Regions from separate parts of the Mus musculus genome. Here region 2 is linked to region 1. The links are chromatin contacts, found by Hi-C or POLR2A ChIA-PET in ENCODE. All regions are on one chromosome and are shown on one strand. Each heading gives the region's core, a stretch centred on a gene start or an enhancer-like site at or near the end of the contact. The rest is flanking DNA. Distances are from core to core; before and after follow the strand shown.

The links. A loop is a pair of places that touch in the nucleus more often than their neighbours do. ChIA-PET counts read pairs that join two places held with the same protein, here RNA polymerase II (POLR2A).
Region 2: a map of heart shows a loop between it and region 1 (2.9-fold over the local background). The contact joins the promoter of Csrp2 here to the enhancer-like site in region 1. A Hi-C loop is called at or near these places in 3 of 37 maps with a recorded cell type or tissue (all heart). POLR2A ChIA-PET finds 5 or more read pairs at or near these places in 2 of 5 experiments (both embryonic stem cell).

Annotation. Positions count from the first base shown.
Region 1 is chr10:110,878,230-110,880,885 of GRCm38, forward strand. The region is part of intron 2 of 1700020G17Rik (RIKEN cDNA 1700020G17 gene); the gene reads right to left. Among named protein-coding and RNA genes, the nearest start is that of Gm22186, 13 kb to the right of the region's middle. Within about 2 kb of position 1,347, at least 1 of the 3 ENCODE cell types and tissues checked has a DNase peak (open chromatin) inside an H3K27ac peak, as active enhancers do; it is heart, where a contact is called at or near this core.
Region 2 is chr10:110,918,815-110,921,470 of GRCm38, forward strand. It overlaps Csrp2 (cysteine and glycine-rich protein 2), which reads left to right and starts at 1,362. Exons shown (of 6, transcript NM_007792.4): 1 at 1,362-1,440.

The DNA.
Region 1 (2,656 bases), core at 97-2,596:
CGAGAGAATTTGATCTTTTACAGGTAGTGACTCAATACTGTTCCTGGAATTTGAGGGGGGTTCCCGCCATCACCTGATGATACAGGGGAAGCTGAAGCCACCATTTTAGGTTCTTAGTTTTATTAGGAAAATGATTTAAGAATGGATTTCCCTGTCCCAAAAAACCAAAAACCAAAACCAAAACAAACAAACAAAAAGAATGGATTCAAACAGAAGCTCAAAGACAATTTTATGAGTTTAAAAGTAAAGCTCCCAGGGCAGGCAAGCTGCAGATCTCAGCAGTGGCCCAGAGGAGGGTAACTGAGAAGCCAAGGGGCTGTTTATGCTGGTACTGAGGACTATACAGCAGCAGTGCGGTGGGGTGGTGGGGAGGAAAGCTTTAGAGAAACAGTAAAAATGCCCAAAGCATGAGAGAAGGTGTGCTTAGGTTCTGGCCAGGATCTGAAAGTCAGAGACAGAAAAAAGGAAAAAGAAAAAGCCTTGCCTTGCTGACTCAGGCCATAGGCGGGCATTAAAGGAGAATTTGTTCTGCCTATCTCTTTAGCCTGGCTTAAGGCGAGCCTGCCTTCCTTAAGAAGACAATTGAATTGACCTCACTGGAATGTGGAATGTTGGGTCTGCAGCCAGAGCAGTGTCTCTTCTCTTGACCAGGGCTTTTTCTTTAATGGATTTTGCTGCTTCACTAACAATACAAAGCCTAAATGGCGTGCCAGAAATGACTGTATGGATTTGGTTAAATTTGGTTCGGAATTGTTTCAAAGATGTATTTGCCAACAAAATGTCCTCAGAGTCAAATCCTAAAAGTCACCGTGTCCCTTTCAGGTTTGTCTATAAAAACAGATTCTACTTAAAATCAGCACCATGCGCTATAAAGTTTGTTCTTTGTTTATGTACTAAAAGAAAAAAAATCTCCTAGTGCTGCCTTGTCTGGGCTTTACATTTATAGCTGGGAAAACAAAAACAAACCACAAGGACCTTAGTTATTTGGGGACTAGGGTGGGGGTGGGGTGTTCAAGAGGACACTGAGACAGATTACTAGGGAGTGAGAAGTTTATTAGCAGACTTGGTGCCATGAAGAAGACAGACAGAAGTAACAGTGTGATGGAGAACTCGGAGGAGTGCTCAGACCCGAGCAGCAAAGATAGACAACATGCAGAGAGAGTCTCTGGGGAAACCAGCCACAGCCAACATGTACAGGAGCAAGCTTCTTCTTAGAGCTTGTCTCCTTCTGATGCTGAGAAAGGTTGGAGTGGCCACCAGGCTCTGGGATTCTCTTGCAGGATGCAGGGGAGGGGGCAGGGAACAAGAAATGTGATGTTTACATAAACGTCTGAGATAAGATGTCCTGGCTCCAGGACAGTGTTTTAGTAGAGTGCCTGTCTGGACCTGTGCAGGGCAGAGGGGGCTGCTGCGGATACAGCGGCCTGAGCAGAGCCTGGATCCTCACTTTGCGTTCTTACAGCCTCCATCTCTGCCCTCCCCAAACTGACAGGAGCAGGCTGAAGATCAAAAGAAATGTCCAACTGTCCCAGGACTGGAATTATTCCTACATCCCTCCCTAACAGTTCACACTTCAGGTTTCATGGGTCATTAAATCTGGCCAAGAGAAAACAGTTTGTTCCAGTGGGAAGTTCTGCAGTCACTGTGAAATGTGGCTTTAGTCTTTAGCCCAATTCCTTGGAGAATTGGGTGGGGCGGGAGAGAACAACTTGTCCAGCCTGTAGTCTAGACTCTAGCCCGATTGAAAGTGCCTCGCAATAGGCTTTGAAGGGTGGGTGGTCTGAGGGAAGAGAAGAGGCTGAGAAAAAGGACAAAGAACTGGAAGCATAAAAAGAGCAATAGAAAGTTAGGGGATGGTGGGTGAAGACTTGAAGAAGAGTGGGCGACAGGTTGAATCCTGCCTTCTGAAACATGGATAAATATCCATCTATGCCCACTGTCGGCTCTCATTCAAGGAAGGACGCCTCCTTCGAATGGTTCAGTGAATATTTCAAATGATCTTCAAAACTTTGAACAAAAGCACTATTGACTGAAGACACAGAGGACTAATTTTATGCCATCTTGACTCAATTACGCACGAAGGGGAATAATTAACTCCATATAAAATTTCATGTTATATTCATGGCATACCTCTTAGCTAAAATGGCTCATTTTAGCATTCTCTTACATACTTGGCTAACAAATGATATTTGATTTTAAAAAACAAAGGAAAGTAATCAAAATGTAAATTCTAATGGTGCAAACTATGCATTTCAAACAAGGAGAATAATTGCAGATATACAACTTAAAAGGCTAGTCTCTGAAGGAGAGAGACAATGGTTGATGTAAAATATTTCTACCGGTCAACAGATCTCTTTAGAATAAAAAAAAATGATGAATGCAATTTACATTTCTCAGTGAACATAAACAAAATGGTCCCCCAAATTATTTGTTATTAAGAAATCAAGATAAATAAACGTTATGATGATATAACTATTTTGCACACCAACTAGATTTTTTAAAAAAAAATGTCAGAATGCCGCACCAATGTGAGGAATAAAATGTAAACATCGTATCAGTGAAAACACTTAGAGATTCCTACTTGGTTCTCTTTAGAAAGCAGAAAGCAGTTGAGTTTGTAGATCCCTGGATAAACTGGTTCCCACAGGTGAAGCTG
Region 2 (2,656 bases), core at 112-2,611, 41 kb after region 1:
CTGAAAAAAAGGGAACATGAACTACCCTGCTTCCTTCAGTGAAAACAAACCAGAAGCCCCTCCCGTAAGAAGTGCAGCAAGCTGCGGAGGTAAAGCAAACAGATCGGAATCGTGAATGTAAGAATTGCTGGTATTTAGAAAAGCTCACAGCAGGCACCCATGCTTTCAAACTCCTGCCGCAATCTGGGGGAGATGTCAATCACTACTTGCACTGTTTTTCAACAGTCCTTGGTGGACAGAGAATCTGGCTGCAATTACGAGCTTATTTTGGATTGGGCCCAGCATACGACATAAAAAGGCATAAACCAGGCCTGTACTTTGTCACCGGAGGGGCCTTCCTCAACTCTGCCTCCTCCTACCCCCCCTAACAGGGCCTTTGGCAACGTAAGCGGGAAATTTTTTATTGTCGCAACGCGAGGGTACTGGCATCTATCAGTTAAAGTCATCCTAACCCCCACCAAAGAACTAGGCTATTAACAGCATGATGTTGCGCCTGGATGAAAGGGGTGATCGATTTGTGACAGAGGGGAGTAGTTTTGGTCGCTGCCTATTGCGGCGTGGAGGTCACCACTCTTCAAATACTAATTCTTAGGGCAACCCACTACTGATGACAGAGAAGTGGATCACCAAATGTCCTAGAATACAAACCAGATAGAGATGACATTATTTTGCTTTTTGTCTAGAACAATAATATGTCACCTCAAGCCCAGATTTTAGGTCCTTTCTGCTGTCTTCGCCGGCGAGACATCCCTGGACTTTTCGGACAACTGCAAACAATTGCAAACTGAAACCCGAAGCCTTTTGGCGCCAGGGTTTCTGCGTGGGTTGTGGGTTTCTTCCCCCCTCAGCAAAGAGTGGTGGGGGAAAGCAAAACACTTGGGGAATGAGGTGTTTTCATAACGTCATTTGTTTAGTCTAGATGAGGAATGCAGCTCTTTCGCGACAGGAAAGCTGCGGATTCCAGAAGCCGGGATTCTGACCAGAGACTATCCTGCACCGGGGAGTCCTGCACCCCGGAGGCTAACATATGGCGTTTGTGCAGTAAAGGGTGGCGGGAATCCCACGGGGCGACACCGGATCTCGCTGGCTCCGGGCCGATCCTGAGTGCTCCGGACGTCCCGGGACCGGCGGGTAGGAGCAGCCGGAGACGGTGGGAGACTCGGACGCGCGGGAAGCCGCAGGAAGAGGCGGGATTCCGGTCTTTTGTCTCGGGGCCAGAGCTCGAAACCCGCAGCGGGAGCCCAGCTCAGCGGGCCGGGCGGAGACCATCGCACACCCCGAGGGGCATGACCGATGATGGGCGTGGCGAACAAGGCCACGCCCAACATAAGTCTTTAAAAGCGGGCACACGCGCTCCCGCCAGTCTCCGGATCCGCCCGCGGCTTTCCTCGGTCAGACCTCGTTAGCTCCGCCCGCCGCGTGCTCCCTCCTCCCACTCGGGTGAGTCCTAGGAAGCCTGCAGCCCCGCGGTCCCTGTCATCTCCACCCCTGCTCCTGACTATGCTTCCACCCGTCCTCTCACTTCTGCCCCAATGCGGGGTCCACTAGCACACCTGCTGTCGCCCCCAGACCATCCCTGCCCTGGGACCTCATGTCCTTGGGGCAGGTAAATCATCCCCTGTGACCTTTAATTTTCCATCCTGTTCTCTGGGAGAGAGGCGAGCTGGGAGTTTCTCGTGGCCGCCAATGCCTCTTTTTGTAGCCCCAGGCTCCCTCCCAGGGCTGATTCTCCCCTTCGGGTAGGAGGGGTTAGAGGCTTCGGGGCTCCAGTGCCCCAAGGGTGTGTCTGCCCAGCCCTGACGACCTTCTCGGGAATTGGGTGGGTACTCTGGGGTGGTGGGCGTCTCCATACCCTCTGAGCTCCAGTTCTCCTGTGGCGAAACGGAGCTCCTGGCCATCGCCTTTGTTCGGTGGTCTCTGCCCACCCGGCACAGAAGGAACCATAGTGAAATTCTAGTTGAACATTCCTAGCTTTTCCTGGTGCTTTCTACCTTTAAAGTACAAACAAGGATACAGCATTGCTTGGTTCTGAAATTCTGCAACAGGTCCTAAAAGTCACAGTATGGGTTCAGAGCTAGATAATAGTTATAGGCATCCGTGAGGTAAGGGGTGAGGTGAGGGGAGAGCTCTTGAAACTTCTGCCCCCTTGGAAGCCAGGACTTTGAACTTTATTTGTTTACCTGATTACTTTTTGAGTAAATATTTGGTTTGACCTGTTTTGTTTGAGTCGCATACATTTTTACTTTATTAAATGCTTTTCAGTTCGGGGCGGGGGGGGGGCTGGGTGTAGTAATTTTTTAACTTGGGCAGCGAAAATAGTTAAATTATTGACTTTTTCAATGCGTGCTTAATCTCTACTTACATAAAACCAAAGAATCCAAAAAGGAAGTGATTCTTGTACCCAGATTCTTCAAGAAAGATTTAAACGGTAGATTTCAAAAGAGAGACTCATACAATCTCAACACTGCATACAAGTGACATTTGGGACCCTATTCTCTGCCATTGCCTTGTAATTGTTACTGATAATTCCTTCATTACTCCTCAAGGCTGTTTGACCCCACTTTTTATAGCCAGGTTGCCATAGACGTATACATCCCATGAGTCTCTGGAACACTGTTTGCTTAGTTATCTTGAATATGTTGGAGCACACCTCGGT